Linked DNA regions of Homo sapiens: region 2 is linked to region 1. A link is an interaction called in ENCODE POLR2A ChIA-PET data of the cell type or tissue named here. Cell type or tissue: CD4-positive, alpha-beta T cell. All regions are shown on one strand. Links, peaks and the distances in the headings refer to the core of each region. The heading gives the core; the rest is flanking DNA.

Region 1 (8,337 bases), core at 290-8,289:
CGTGGAAGCCGTGGCTCTGTCCTTTGCTAGTGTTTGGCCATGGGCTCTTGGCGCAGCCTGGTCTGTGAAATAAAGGGGTACGCAGGGTCGTCCTGTGACCCATGTGTGACGACATTATAGGAAAACATTTGGAGAACACAGAGGTTCTGTCCGCAGGTTACTTAGTCTTAATGAGAAAAGGGCTTGACCTCAGCCTCTTGAAGAAGGTACAAAAAGAGAGAGAGAAAAGGGCACCAGAGGAGTGCTAGTAAAGAGCAGAAAGAGAAAAAAACTCCCAGCTGGGGCACAGTGGGAAGAGTGCATGAGAGAACAGCGTCAGAGCCTCCAAACACAGGGGCCCACCCATCGCCATCCCTTCCTCATTCACTGTGAGTGACCTGGGGTTACGTGCCTGCTGGGCCTCAGGAGACAGATTTGGGGGGAACACCGGACAGGCACTGTATGTATCTAAAGTCTAATCATGTTTTTTTTTAATTTCTTTTTCTTTTTCTTTCTTTTTTTTTTTTTTTTTTTTTTTTGAGATGGAGTCTTGCTCTGTTGCCCAGGCTGGAGTGCAATAGCACGATCTCAGCTCACTGCAACCTCCGCCTCCCAGGTTCATGCTATTCTCCTGCCTCAGCCTCTCCAGTAGCTGGGATTACAGCATGCACCACCACATCTGGCTAATTTTTGTATTCTTAGTAGAGGCGGGGTTTCACCATGTTGGCCAGGCTGGTCTCAAACTCTTGACCTCATGATCCGCCTGCCTCGGCCTCCCAAAGTACTGGGATTACAGGCATGAGCCACCGCACCCGGCCCTCTTTTTCTTTTTCTTTTTCTTTCTTTTTTTTTTTTTTTGAAACAGAGTTTCACTTTTGTTGCCCAGGCTGGAGTGCAATGGCCTGATCTCAGCTCACCACAACCTCCGCCTCCTGGGTTCCAGTGATTCTCCCATCTCAACCTTCTGAGTAGCTGGAACTACAGGCATGCGCCACCACGCCTGGCTAATTTTTGTATTTTTAGTAGAGACAGGGTTTCTCCATGTTGGCCAGGCTGGTCTTAAACTCCCGACCTCAGGTGATCTGCCCGCCTCAGCCTCCCAAAGTGCTCCGAAAGTGCTGGGTGCTGTGAGCCGCCGTTCCCGGCCTTTTTTTTTTTTTTTTTAGAGATAAGGTCTGGCTCTGTCACCCAGAGTGCAGTGGCATAATCATAGCTCACTATAATTTACCACCATGCTCAGCTAATTATTTTTATTTGTTTTTTGTAGTGACGGGGTCTTGCTATGTTGCCCAGGCTGGTTTCAAACTCCTGGGCTCAAGTGATCCTTTTGCCTTGTTCTCCCAAAATGCTGGGATGACAGGCCTGAGCCACCATGCCCAGCCTGTTATTTCTTATTAAATCTCTTTGCACAACATTGGGAGAGCTTGCCAGCAAAGGGCAGCAAGTCATCTAGAAAGACGCATTTTGATAGGTGGAAACTTAACACCAAACGAAGAGGGATTTTTTTTCCTGCCCCAGTGGTCCTCACTTTCTGTGGCCTGAAGCTTGTGTCCCTTAGCTGCTTAAATTCCCCAAGACTCAGCTGACTTCAGGGGTAAATCACTACCTTGGTGCTCTCTCCCTCATACACCTTGAAAGCTGAGGATTGTGTTTTGGTTTTTTTCTCTCCCTAAAAGGTAGCTGTACTCTGTCTTCCTTTTAACCACAGTTCCCTAGAAAATAAGAACTGTGACAAACAAAAGGAGATGGGTACAAGAATAGGCCTTACTCCTCTTCTCCCCCAGTTCCTCAGCCCCAGATCCCAGGGACCCTAACCATGGTTGCAGTTTTCGTTGAGGAATTAAGGCCTACAAAGAAAATCTAATGCGCAGTAACCTAAGCTTGACTCTTGGCTTAGAAGTCCCAGCTTCAGGAAAAGCCTACCCATTAGGTTCTTTCCTCATTCTGTTGAGGTAGCTCTTATGAGCTCTATTTTACACACATGGCTCCTCAGACTTAGAGAGAGTAAGTCAGTTTCCCAAAGTCTGCAGTGGTGCATAGTAACATTTTTAATATTACCTTCAGTACTGGCTCTGTTTTACATATAACTCAGTGATTGCCAAGGAAGACGGGGCTGCACACCCCCATAAGGGTATTCGAGCGTGTGTGTGTGTGTGTGTGTGTGTGTGTAAGGAGGAGGTTGAAACTTATATTCCATATAATATTATTTATGCTTGAAAAAGGACCCATTGCTTTCATTTTACAATGAAACTTTTACTTTTGTGAAAAGTAAATTGGACAGAAATCTTGACTGTCGGGGATCTGCAAAGGTATCCTCTTTAATGTGGAGGATGTTCAGAGCAGGGAGAGTGAGATGTTTATATTCTATTTATCAGTCGGGGGCTGTGGGTTAAATACAGCAGCCTAGCCTTTGCCAAGTCTCCACTGACCACGTGCTCCTGCTTTGGATCATTGATGTTTTGTATTTAATCTAATCTTGCAATGAAATTCTTCTCAGAGCTTTGTCATTTAGACTTCACTCTTTCTCATAAATAGCCGCAGTTTTTCTCCTCTGTTTAATAACAGAGGAAGAAAAAACAATCGTGATATAAAATGAAAAAAAATGCAATATAAGATTTTATGTATAGTATAATCTCAACTTTATTAATAATTTTTAAATGAATTTATAAAAGTTAATATGAGGGCCGGGCGCACTGGCTCATGCCTGTAGTCCCAGCTACTCGGGAGGCTGAGGCAGGAGAATGGCGTGAACCTGGGAGGCGGAGCTTGCAGTGAGTCGAGATCGTGCCACTGCACTCCAGCCCGGGCAACAGAGCGAGACTCCGTTTCAAAAAAAAAAAAAAAAGTTAATATTAGAGGGAATGTGCTGCAATGTTAAAAGCACAGACCTGAAGCCAGAAAGACTCAGGTATGAATATTGTCTCTGCCCTGACTAGCTGTATGAACTTGGGCAAGCTACTTAAACTTTCTGATCCCCAGTTGTTTTATCTGCAAAAATGAGGAGGGGGAAGAATTGTATTTATATCAAAGAAGCTGAATTAAATTATAACTAATTAAATGAAATACTTGACACACAGAGAACCCTCAATAAATGATCTTATTATTCTGAGTAGGGAATACAAAGAGCCCACTTCATGGGCACGTGACCACGCAGTCAAACAGGACTCCAGAGTGGGTTCAATGCTCTGCTGTGGCCTTCTTGAAGTTCCTCATAATTTGGGAACAAGGGGCCTAGGTTTTCATTTTGCACTGGACTCCGCAAATTACACACACACGGCACACACACAGAAAAGATTAAAAAGCAATAAACCAATTACATCAATTTTTTCTATTTTCTATTTTTTATTTTTATTTTTATTTTTAGAGAGTCTTGCTCTGTCACTGTGGCTGGAGTGCAGTGGCGTGATCTTGGTTCACTGCAACCTCCACTTCCTGGGTTCAAGCGATTCTCCCGTCTCAGCCTCCCGAGTGGCTGGGACTACAGGCGCCCGCCATCACGCCTGGCTAATTTTTGTATTTTTAGTACAGGCAGGGTTTCACCATGTTGGCCAGGCTGGTCTCGAATTCCTGACCTCAAATGATCCACCCACCTCAGCCTCCCAAATTGCTGGGATTATAGGTGTGAGCCACCACGCCCGGCCTACATCAAATGTTTAATAGAAATAAATAAAAACAAAAAGCAGTAAACCGAAATGTAAACAATGTTTAATCTCTGGATGGTTTTCTTTTTCCTTTTTTGTTTTTCTGGGGCGGGGGTGGGGGGTTCACTCTGTCGCCCAGGCTGTAGTGCAGTGGCACAAGCTTGGCTCACTGCAACTCTGCCTCCCAAGTAGCTGGGACTAGGCATGTGCCACCACGTCTGGCTAATTTTTATATTTTTTGTAGAGACAGGATTGTGCCATGTTGCCCAGGCTGGTCTGGAACTCCTGGACTCAAGTGATCCACCCACCTCGAACCTCAACTTCCTAAAGTGCTGGGATTACAGGCGCGAACCACTGTGTCTGGCCTCCGGGTGGTTTTAAGTGGGAACTTTTATTTCTCACACATTCTTCTGTATATTCTATATTTTCTACAAGAAATATATATTACTTTTCTAATCAGGAAAAAAAATGAATATATGCATGTGCCTTTACAAAACTGTTCTCATTCTGCAGATGAGTGAAACCAAGGTAACAGATGGGAAGGAAATGACTCACGTAAGATCACACAGCAATCGATGTCACATTATGACAATGTTCAGGAAACTGCATTTCCATTTTTGCACCCCACTCTCTTGGGTCTGTGTTACCCACAGCTTTTCTAACAAGAATCTCGTTGGCATCTGACTTGATCTGGGGACCTAGCACTACACTATGCAGAAGGGGGCCCCCCCTCAGAAGCCCAGTATCAGTTAGTATGTGCTTATCTGCAGGGGCTCACTGCTGTGGGAGTTTCAGAAGTAGAAGCCACAGTCCCTGTTCTCAAAGGCTTACAGATGGGTACTCACAGTTGCACATGAAGCAGGGATGTCAGTGCTGTTGTGCAGACTCTGAATGCTGTAAGAATAGCAGGGGAAGGAACTGGTTGTCAGAGGAGAAACCAAGAACCGTTGGCACAAAATCTTTTTACCAGGGTTGTTCACAAAAGAAAAAATGCTGGAAGCTCTGCTCCTTTTAATTTCCCCCAGCTACCCTGTGTAGGCACCTGAAGGTCAACAGTATGAAGGAGAAGGGGGTAGAAATGCACAAAATAGTTCTCGTTTTGCATATTCCATAGTTCATAGTATGTATTGAAGGTCTTCTTTGACAAACCCCACTGAAGTTTCCTGATTTCACCTTCACCATGGCTAAAAGCAGCAGCTCGCCCCCACGCTTTGATTTTTCCCTCCTGTACTTTCTCTTCCCCTTCTGTTTCTCTTGGTGAGGGGTCCAAATTGGAAACTTTTTTGTCCCACAGCCCACCATAAGGGTTCATTCTGTGAACCTATGTCTATTGCATCCCAGCTTACCTAACAGCTCTTTCCCCAAGAACCAAACTTTAAGTTCCTCTCAGCAGCACAGTAAATCTTCAGAGGCTAATACATGTTTTTTTTTTCTTGAGATGGAGTTTTGCTCTTGTTGCCCAGGCTGGAGTGCAATGGCACAATCTCGGCTCACTGCAACCTCTGCCTCCTGGGTTCAAGCGATTCTCTCACCTCAGCCTCCTGAGTAGCTGGGATGACAGGCGCCCGCCACCATGCCCAGCTAATTTTTGTATTTTTAGTAGACACGGGGTTTCACCATGTTGGTCAGGCTGGTCTCAAACTCCTGATCTCAGGTGATCCACCCGCCTCGGCCTCCCAAAGTGCTGGGATTACAGGTGTGAGCCACCGTGCCCAGCCCACAGACTAATATCTTTAAGGAACTTCTAGAAATCATCTCTGGCCGAGTCATCCAGGTGCAAACGAGAGGTTCTGGGCTGAGATCAAAGAGAACAAGGGGAAGATTCAGCAGTTACACAGCTGGGCTCATAGTGAGGGGATTTGCATGAATATTAACATCAGCTCCATTTACTGGGTTCTTTTACCCTGTGCCAGGCAGGTAATTTGCTTGATATGCATGATCTGATTTAATTTAGTTCTCATAGTGATCTTTCTAAAGTAGGCACTACGATCCCATCTTCACAGGGAGAAAGGAAGCAAAGTAAGTTGCTCAAAAACACAGCTAGTCAACACCCCCAGAATGTATCATGCCAAGAGTGAACTCTAATGTAAACTGTGGACTTTGGGTGATAATGATGTGTCAATGTAGGTTCAATGATTGCAACAAATGTACCACTCTGGTGTGGGATGTTGACAGTGGGGGAGGCCATGAGTTGGGGTGATAGAGGAGAACTCTCTGTACTTTCTGATTGATTTTGCTGAGAACCTAAAACAGCTCTAAAAAACAAAGTCTATGTAACCACACACACACACACACACACACACACACACCCCTAGTAAATAGTAGGACCAGGAGTTAAGACTAGGTCTGTCTCCTTAGGTGATGGTGAGTTATTATCAACAACATGTTGAACTCCACCGTACAGGTAGCAATAATGATGTGTGTGTGTGTGCGTGCGTGTGTGCACATGTGCTGTGCATGTATTGAGGATTGAGGGGGTCTGTGTTAAAAAAGAAAGAATTGGAAGGAAGAAATCTCAAACTGAGTCCTGGCTCCATCACCAGCTGTGTGATCCTGGACAGGACACTTTGGTTTTAGTTTCCTCATCTGTAAATTGCTACTGGGTCATTGTGAAGATCCAATAAAATAAAATATGTACAAAGTACTCTGAAAGCATAAAGTACTCTGAAAGCAACTACTCCTGTATTAGTTTCTCTCTCTCTCTCTCACACACACACACACACTCTCAAATGTATACATCTGTGTGATTTAAAGGGATAGCCAGGAAACTCGTCTTGTAAGTCTCTAGTCCCACCTTGACACTGAACTACTCCTCTCATTTGTAAAATGAAGTGGTAGTTGAACTGGTACTTCCATTGGAGGGTTTGTTGTGGTTTTCTTGAGACTCTAAACTCTGACTTCCATCCTCTACTCAGAACTCCATTCCTATGTCCCCATCCAGTCTTAAAGACTTGGCTGCTGTCTCTTCTGTCCACTCTCCACTGCCACCTTCGAGCTTGCATCCTCCCCACACCCCGACCGGAGTCCCCTGTGCAATTCAAGACACAGTGCATCAGTGACATTCAGACATCTCTGTCTGAGGAACACTTTGTGGTTTCCCTGCCATTTAGAAAAGCCTTTAGCTGTAGAAATTTTCCAACATACACAAAAACAGAGAGAGTAATATATCTTCATGTGCCCAAAACCCATTTTCAACAATTATCAACACACAAGCAATCTAGTTTCATTTGTATTCCCACTCACCACCCTACCAGTGGATTATTTTGAAGCAAATACTATACATCATATTGTTCCATCTAAAATATCTTTAAAAACAATGACTCTTTTTATTAACATAACCAAAATGCTGACTAGGCACGGTGGCTCACGCCTGTAATCCCAGCACTTTGGGAGACCAAGACGGGCAGATCATGACGTCAGGAGATCGAGACCATCCTGGCTAACACGGTGAAACCCCGTCTCTACTAAAAATACAAAAAATTAGCCGGGCATGGTGGCGGGCGCCTGTAGTCCCAGCTGCTCGGGAGGCTGAGGCAGGAGAATCACTGGAACCTGGGAGGTGGAGCTTGCAGCGAGCCAAGATCGCGCCCTGCACTCCAGCCTGGGTGACAGAGCGAGACTCCATCTCAAAAAAAATAAAAATAAAAATAACCAAAATACCATATATCACCTAAAGTTAACAAAATATCCTTAATAATATTAGATATCTAATCAGTATTCAAATGTCCCTGGTTATCCAATATAGGTTTTATTATTCAGTTGGTTTGTTTGCAACATAATCCAAACAAAGTCTATACGCTGTATTTGGTTGATATGTCTCTTAGGTCTTTTTTTTTTTTAGATGAGTCTCCCTCTGTCACCCAGGCTGGAGTGCAGTGGTGTGATCACAGATTACTGCAGCCTTGAATTCCTGGGCTCAAGCAGTCCTCCCAACTCAGCCTCCTGAGTAGCTGGAACTACATACAGCTGCTTGCCACCACACCAGGCTAATTTATTTTTCGACACAGAGTTTCGCTCTTGTCACCCAGGCCAGAGTGCAATGGCACGATCTTGGCTTACTGCAACCTCCACCTCCTGGGTTCAAGCAATTCTCCTGCCTCAGCATCCCGGATAGCTGGGATTACAGGCATGCACCATATGCCTGGCTAATTTTTGTATTTTTAGTGGAGATGGGGTTTCACCACATTGGCCAGGCTGGTCTCAAACTCCTGACCTCAGATGATCCATCCGCCTCAGCCTCCCAAAGTGCTGGGATTACAGGCTTGAGCCACCATGCCCAGCCCAGGCTCACTTTTTTAAAAAATCATTTGTAGAGAGAGAATCTCCTTATGCTAGTCTCGAACTCCTGGACTTAAGTGATCCACCCGCCTCAGCCTCCCGAAGTGCCGGGATTATAGATGTGAGCGGCTGCACCCGGGCCTGTCTCTTAAGTTTTCATCTATGAGTTCCTTCTTTTCTTTTTTCCTCTAATTTATTTGTTGAAGAAACCAGGTCAGGTTGTTTGCACTGTAGAATTTCCCAGGCTTAATCCATCCCTGAGTGTCTGTAATATGTTCCTGTCTTCCCTGTGTTTCCTATAAACTGGAAATTAGATCTAGAGCATATTCAGTTTCAATATTTTTGGCAAGAATGCTTCATAGGTGGGGTGTCTGAGGAACACTTTGTCAGTTAAAAAGGTCCTGTGGGCCAGCATCCTGTCTGCTGCCTGGATAAGTGG
Region 2 (8,337 bases), core at 265-8,264, 55 kb before region 1:
CTGGTCAACATGGTGAAACCCCGTCTCTACTGAAAATACAAAAATTAGCCAAGCGTGGTGGGAGCTACTTGGGAGACTGAGGCAGGAGAATCACTTGAACTGGTAGGCGGAGGTTGCAGTGAGCCGAGATTGCGCCATTGCCCTCCAGCCTAGGCAACAGAGCAAGATTTCATCTCAAAAAAAAAAAAAAAAAAAGATAGTAATAAGTATTGGTGAGGATGTGGAGAAATTGAAATCCTTATTTACTGTTGGTGGGAATATAAGGTGATATATGTTCCACTGACTTGGAAAACAGTCTGGCACTTCCTCAAAAGCTTCAACACAAGTTGGGGGCAGTTACTTATGCCTGTAATCTCAGCACTTTGGGAGGCTGTGGCAGGAAGATCCCTTGAGCCCAGGAGTTCAAGACCATCCTACTGAGACCCCATATCTAAAAAACAAAAATTAAAAATTAGCCAGTTGTGGTGCCGCACACCTGTAGTCCCAGCTACTTGGAGGCTGGGGTGGGAAGATGGCTTGAGCCCAGGAGGTCAAAGCTTCAGTGAGCCATCATTGCACCGCTGTACTCCAGCCTGCACAATAGAACAAGACCCTGTCTCAAACAACAAAAAGGTTCAACACAAAGTTGCCATACGATTTGACAATTCTAGCTTGTTCCAGTAATTCCACTCCAAGGTACATACTCACAAAAAATAAAAACATATATCCACACAATAACTTGTACATGAATGTTCATAGTAGTATTAGTCATAATAGCCAACCCAAATGTCCATCAATTATAGATAAACAAAATGTGGCGTATCCATACAATCGAATATTTTTCAGGCATAAAAAAGAATGAAGTACTGATACATACTAAAACATGGATAAATTTTAAAACATTATGGATAATCTGTCATTTATCCCATCCAGTAGAGTCGTCATCTCAGACATTGTAGTTCTCATTTCTTTTTTTTATTTTTTTAATTTATATATATATATATTTTATTATACTTTAAGTTTTAGGGTACATGTGCACAACGTGCAGGTTTGTTGCATATGTATACGTGTGCCATGTTGGCGTGCTGCACCCATTAACTTGTCATCTACATTAGGTATATCTCCTAATGCTATCCCTACCCCCTCCCCCCGTAGTTTTCATTTCTAAAAGTTAAATTTGGTTCTTTTAATATCTTCCATGTCTCTACTTAATATATTTAATCTTTCCTCTAGCTTTATTTATTTATTTTTTTTGAGACGGAGTTTCACTCTTGTTGCCCAGGCTGGAGTGCAATGGCGTGATCTCGGCTCACTGCAACCTCTGCTTCCTGGATTCAAGCGATTCTTCTGCCTCAGCCTCCCAAGTAGCTGGGATTACAGGCATGCGCCACCATGCCTGGCTAATTTTGTATTTTTAGTAGAGACAGGGTTTCTCCATGTTGGTCAGGCTGGTCTCAAACTCCCGACCTCAGGTGATCCACCCGCCTCAGCCTCCCAAAGTGCTGGGATTACAGGCATGAGCCACCACGCCCAACCTAGCTCTTTGAACATATAGAATAGAGTTATAATAACTATTTTAATGTTCTTGACTGCTAATTCTAATATCTGCATAGGTTCCAGGTCAGTTTGATTGATTAATTACATTCCTCATTATGGGTACACTCAGTAATTTTTATTTAATATTATTCATAGTGAATGTACCCTGTTAGGGGCTGGATATTTTTATAGTCCCACAAATATTCTTGAGCTAATTCTGGGACACAGTTATTTGGAAACAGTTTAATCCTTTAAGGTCTTACTTTTAAGATTTGTTAGGCAGAACCAGAGCAGCCTTTGGGCTAGGGACAATCTTGGTCCAGAACTGAGGCAAGACCTCCTGAATACTTTAACCCATGCCCTGTGAATTATTGATTTCCAATATGCCTGGTGGGAACAGGCACTACTTCTGGCCCCACGTGAGTTCTATCTACTGGGGCCTCCATACTTTCAGGTGGTTCTGTCCCCAGCCTGGGGCAGTATCCTCACATTCATGTCCTGCCAAGTACTCTGCTGTATACTCACGGGGGGCCCTCTGAAGATCTGTGGATTTGCTGTTGCTGAGTCTTTTTTCTCTCTGTGTACAGTTCTCTCCTATCTGGTATTCTGCCCCGTCCACTCTAGCTGTCTTGGTCGCCCTGAACTCTCAGCTCCATCTCCTCACCTCAGGCTCTCCCAGGCTCTGCCGAGGTTCCACCTTTCTGTGCCACCACCTGGAAACTCTCTCCAAGCAGTAAGCTGGGCAATCAGAGGGCTTACCTCCTTTGTTTCCCATCTCTCATAAATTATTGTTCCTCGTGGCCCAATGTCCCACTTGTTGAAAACAGTTACTTTTTAAAAAATATTTTGTCCATCCTGGCTAACACGGTGAGACCCCATCTCTACTAAAAAAATACAAAAAAATTAGCCAGGCGTGGTGGCAGGCGCCTGTAGTCCAGCTAGTTGGGAGGCTGAGGCAGGAGAATGGCATGAACCCAGAAGGCGGAGGTTGCACTGAGCCGAGATCGCGCCACTGCACTCCAGCCTGGGCGACAGAGCGAAACTGCATCTCAAAAAAAAATTTGTCTAAGTGTTTAGTAATTTCTGAAGGGAAGGCAAATTTGATCACTGTTATTCCATCTTAATAAGAAGTAGACATCTACATTCATGCTATGTTTAGCAAAAGAGGTAGAATTAATTGGCTCACGTAATCCAACCATAGCAAGGAAGAAAAAACACTGGCCTTAAGGTTAACAGGATAGATCATCTCATATTACACCAGTATGCTTTCTCTTTCTCCGTCTCTCCAGCTGCTCTCTACTTCTGCATGTTGACCACATTCTAGTGAAGACATGGCTACTGATAGTTCTAGAATCCCAACCATATAGCCAGAATGCCAGAGGCCAATGACAGAACTCCTTCCATATCTCCAGCTTGGATCATTCTATAGGAGGGGCATCTCATGTCTGTGTCTTATAGCAAACACTAAGGTCAAGAGACTATTACACGGATTGACCCAACAAACACACAAAACGTACATGTTGATATGATTTGGATTTGTGTCCCCGCCCAAATCTCAAATCGAATTGATTTGTGTCCCCACCCAAATCTCATATTGAATTGTAATCCCCATTGTTGGAGGCGGGGCCTGGTGGGAGGTGACTGGATAATGGGAGACGGATTTCCCCCTTTGGTGCTGTTCTGGTGATTGAGTTCTCACGAGGTCTGGCTGTTTAAAAGCGTGTGGCACCTCCCCCCAACTCTCTCTCTTCCTTCTGCTGCCACCATGTAAGAGAGGCCTGCTTTGAATTCGCCTTCCACCATGATTATAAGTTTTCTGAGGCCTCCCTGGAAGCAGATGCCACTATACTTCCTGTACAGACTGCAGAACCATGATCCAATTAAACCTCTTTTCTTTACAAAGTATCCAACCTCAAATATTTATTTATAGCAATGTGAGAATAGACTAATACCTGTATCATCTACATTGCCATTGTACACAAAGCTTTGGGCATTTCTAAGTATTCTCTTGGAATAACTACCTCAAAATAAAATTGCTGTGTCAAAGGTTTTGGACAAACGTTTTTCACATGTTGTCAACTTGCCCATCAAAAAGTTTATACTGGCCGGGCACGGTGGCTCATGCTTGTAATCCCAGCACTTTGGGAGGCCGAGGCGGGCGGATCACGAGGTCAGGAGATCGAGACCATGGTGAAACCCCGTCTCTACTAAAAATACAAAAAATTAGCCAGGTGTGGTGGCGGACACTTGTAGTCCCAGCTACTCAGAGAGGCTGAGGCAGGAGAATGGCCTGAACCCGGCAGGCGGAGCTTGCAGTGAGCCGAGATTGCGCCACTGCACTCCAGCCTGGGGGACAGAGCGAGACTCCGTCTCAATTAAAAAAAAAAAAAAAAAGTTTATACCGCTTTACATTCCCATCAACAACGTGTATATGGCACATTTCTCCTCACCATTACCAACACTGGCTATTAATTTTTTTCATTATTGCCAAGCTGACAGGTGAAAATGATATATCACTGTCATATTTTAATTTGTAGTTCTTAGATTAGTCCTGAAGTCAAACATTCTTTCATAGGCATTTATTCATACGGTGGCTATTTACTGTATGTGTACTATGTCACATACATAACAATATGTTCAAATTTAAGTTCTCTGCCTTTATTTTGCTTTTAATATCTTATTTTTTCTTTTTAGAGGTGGAGTCTGGCTATGTTGCCCAGGCTGGACTTGAACTCCTAGTTGGCCTACTTTTTATAACTTTGATGTACAACTTTTTACTATCTTGGGTCAAGCCTATCAATTGTTTTCTTTATGATTTCTGCATTTCATGTTGATATAGGTTTCATTCACTTTTAGCTGGTCCCATTTGGTATGACAGCCAGATTCTGTTAAGACTTGCCAAGTCATATGTAAAAATCAGCTTTTGGCACATATCTCTTCTAGATCTTAATTGGCTCCTGCTCTTAAAAGATTCCCAGGGCTATAGGCAGCAATTCAAAACATGGTTTCTCCCAAAAGGCTAATTAAGAGAGGCAGTACTTCTGCTGTGCTTACCAAGTTAATCAATGACTTGGGCTTTAAGCAGATATTCTAGTTGATGATGCTCTCTGATTATTAATTTAAGAAAATCTATGTATAATAATACTAGTAAGTGATATACACTCATTTTTCATTTAGGAGCTTTTACAATTTTGCTTGCTTTGGATGGATAGCTAGCTTATTTTCTGGTAGTCCAGAAGGAAAGTAGAACAACTGCCTTCACAAATGTAGATCCACAAAGCTGCTTCTTTCATATCAACTTGTTTTTCTGGAACAAAGATGCCTTCTACCTTTTCATCAAACACCTTGCATATTCAGTAAGAGTAACAGATGAACAGGAAGACTGTGGCTTGGCTATGTCAGAAGGGGCCTTCTAGGGTTTCCTGGCAGTTTCCCAGCCTCAAACATAGTTTTTTTTAAAAGCTGTAAAATAGTTTTTTACAAGCTATCTTTTGCTTGGCAAAAGTGATGTCCAACGGAACGTTCTGTGATGATGGAAATGTTCTATATTTGTACTGTTCAAGATGGTAACTATTAGCCACATGTGGCTATTGAGCACATAAAATGTGGCTAGTAGACTGAGGAACTAAATTTTAAATTAAATTTTAATTAAGTTAAATTCAGATACTCATGAGTAGGGTTATTAGATTTAACAAATAAAGTACAGGATGCTCAGTTAATTATCAGTTACAAATAAGCAACACATAATTCTGTAGCTGAAGTACACTCCAAATATTGCATGGAATACACTTATACTATAAAATTATCCTTTTTTATCTGAAATTCAAATTTAACTGAGCATGCCATATTTTACCTAACAACCTTATACTTGTGACTAGAGGCTGTATATCGGGCGTTGCAGGTACAGAGTGTCCTGTTTTTTGCAAAGTTCTTCGAAATTACTCACAGACTCCTGCAGAATCTAAATCAAGGAGGAAAAGAAATCATTATGATCATATTTGGACAAAAAAATTAAAAGCTGCCTGACTTCTGAAAGAAGGCCATTAGATACCACAGCCAGGACTACTAAACCAATAAAATTCAATTCAAAATTTTTTATTGGATGCCTTCTATGTGTAGAACAAATATTCAGCTCTATACACCAATATTGTCATGAAAATTGCTTAAGACCTCTGTCAGTTTGAATTGGTCGGTGTCTGTGCTGTACTGAGTGTCAACTATTATGAATATCAACCTTCACTAGGAGGAAAATGGGATAGGTCTTGAGATCTTTCCAGGAACTCACAACAGGTGGAGAACCAGCTCCAGACACCAGCTCCAAAAACAAACAAACAAACATTAGCAAGCAATGGATTTCTGAAAAACAAAAATAAAACAAAAAGTTATTTAATATAAGACAGATTCTAAGTGATATATGCAAGAAAAATGCTTTGGGAATATAAGGGGTCAGCCATAGAGGGGAACCACTGGATGGGTGATATTGCTTGTCTATTTCTTTTTTTTTTTCCCCAAGACCTAACAAGCTCTGATCTTTTCTTCCAAGGGCTTCCAAGGGTTTGACAAGTAAGGGTATTTTGTTGTTGTTGTCACCCAGTCTAGAGTGCAGTGGCATGATCACAGCTCACTGTAGCCTTGACCTCCCGGGCTCCAGCAATCCTTATTTGTGAGGCTGAGGTGGTAGGCTTCTTTAAGCCTAGGAATTCAAGGTTAAAGTGCCGCTGCACTCTAGCCTGTGTGACAGAGACAGACCTTGTCTCTAAAAATAAAAAATAAGCCAACAAACCAGCATTTCTCACAGATTTTGAGTTTTAAATATGACTCAGAGTTGCACAGCAGGCTATGGTGGATACTCGGATCCTCGCACTGGTAGCTGTTGGTGCCTCATAGCTGAGTCCATCTCTTGGAATGGCTCTCAGCAAGGGCCTTGCACAAGGCTACACCCCTTCCCTGAGGTCAGGCACCATCAAATGAATGGTCACTAATGGATACAAAGGCCCACACGTTGCCTCATCGGAGGTAACTTAGCACTTTTGTCACTCCGTGCCCCATAAGCCCAGCTGAAGCCTCTATAGCAATGATACTATAGTTCAGCTTCTCCCTCTGTCCAGTTCTGCTTCCCTGACTCCCAAGAGTTGTCACTCTGTACTCCCCATGAACAACAAACCAGTGAGCCCTGCATGCACATCTCTGTCTAGGAGTCTGTTTCTGGGGAGCTTTACCTAAGACATAGGTTATTGAAATATCTTTTAAGTAACCTTCCAGATTCTTAGGACAAACTTCTAGCTTTACTGAGATTGGCTTTTTCTACTGCTTGGGAAAAATGAGACCTGAACTGCCTTTTTCCAGACAGATGTGCAAACTTCACAGAGTCAAGAGACTTAGTGGTTTCTGGAATGAGGGAGGAATTTTCTGGGGCTGGTTACATTAAGTGGGATGACTAGACTGGCAGGTGCCCACAATTAATCTTCCCATTCCTCAGTAAAATGCAGACAACTCAGTGAGATCTGTAGATCTTTGAATGCCCTTAAACCAATCCAATTCTGGACAACAAAATAGTCACTCATCACAGTAAAAGAATCCCAAGGATGAATTTCACCCTCTGCTAGGAATAAATACTTCCTTTTTCTTCCATTAGGCCTCTCACTGATCCCTCTCCTGCCTATAACTTTTCCTGCAAGACTAGAAGCTGCTCTTTGGAACCTTGGGAGTGGACCTTGACACCTCTGATTCACAATCACGTAACCTTGTGGAATCTGACTAACATCTCTCGTGTTGCCAGCTGTCATCTTTCATCTCTCCTCTTGGCTTTGTGCCTTCTTTCAGCTTAGCTGCAAAGCAGGGATGAGGCTAGAGGGGAGGGTAGTGTTAACGTGTGAAGTTCTTTCTATGTACCAAGCACTGTTCTGGGCAATTCACATTATCTCATTAAACCTCACAATAACCCTACAAGGTAGATATGGCTGCCCTCTCCCTCTGACACACACAACAAACACCACAGTTCAAAGAGTTATGTAATTCAGTTCTTTGAGATGTGTAACGTCTCCTTTTTAGGAAGTTATCAGACTCGGCTAGGTCTGCATGGCACTGTGAAGCAGTGTCTTGGGTTAACTCTAACGTTCCTAATGTTAGTCTTGGAAGAACTCAGTTTGATAGTGGTTTGGATATGAAAGGATCTAACCCTGATTTTATTCCTAAGTCCTTTAGAGCCTTAGCCGTCCTAAGGTGTAGGTCAGAAGAGGTATCTGAAACTGCGATGGTCTAACAGCTGCCCAACATCCTTGGATCATGAATGAACTGATTAATGAATTCACGTAACAGGTGTCCACTGCACCTTTACTGCTGACAATGTGCAGAAAGCGTTATTCAGGGGTGCTATGGCCCAGTGGTTAAGAGCAGAGACTCTCAAGTCAGGCTACTTGAATTCAAATCCAGGCTGTACCACTCAGTAGCTGTGTCACATTATACCAGATATTATATTAATCTTTCGGGACTTCAGGTTTATCACTTGTAAAATGAAGGTGAAAATACTTCATGGGAAGTAGTTGTGAGGCCTAAGCAGGATTGTCCGTGTAAAGGGCTTGGCACACAAGTAACTGCTTGAACCATGGTAGCTGTTGTCTTATTATAGGACAAAGCAAGCCATGGAAGAATGGATCCAAATTTTAGGAAACACAGAGTTTAGGAGGGGAGATGAAATGTGTGCATAAATAACTATAACACAAATTTAGAAAGTGATGGATGATGTGGAGGTAAAAAGCATATAATAAAACTTAGAGGAAGAAAAGATTACTTCTAGGTAAGGAGATCAGGGGAGGTTTCTTG

What was found. ChIA-PET counts read pairs that join two places held together with the same protein. Peaks named below come from ENCODE experiments on the same cell type or tissue, not always from the same donor. Only the 100,000 strongest peaks of a DNase experiment are listed, where the experiment ranks them.
Region 2: POLR2A ChIA-PET joins it to region 1 with 13 read pairs; 11 of 35 experiments call an interaction of 5 or more read pairs at or near these places.

What each region holds. Positions count from the first base shown.
Region 1 is chr12:670,547-678,883 of GRCh38, reverse strand. LINC02455 (long intergenic non-protein coding RNA 2455) reads left to right here. Exons shown (of 4, transcript NR_187480.1): 4 at 3,865-6,292. Among named protein-coding and RNA genes, the nearest start is that of NINJ2, 11 kb to the right of the region's middle. RefSeq lists an enhancer at 5,318-5,417 and a silencer at 7,799-8,007. In CD4-positive, alpha-beta T cell, for the core only: no CTCF peak of the experiment used is centred there; DNase peaks (open chromatin) are centred at 4,253, 5,422 and 6,630; H3K4me3 peaks cover 455 bases; H3K27ac peaks cover 2,038 bases.
Region 2 is chr12:725,544-733,880 of GRCh38, reverse strand. LOC101929432 (a long non-coding RNA gene) reads right to left here. Exons shown (of 4, transcript XR_007063153.1): 4 at 5,595-5,871. Among named protein-coding and RNA genes, the nearest start is that of LINC02455, 13 kb to the right of the region's middle. In CD4-positive, alpha-beta T cell, for the core only: no CTCF peak of the experiment used is centred there; DNase peaks (open chromatin) are centred at 4,920 and 7,490; H3K27ac peaks cover 1,442 bases.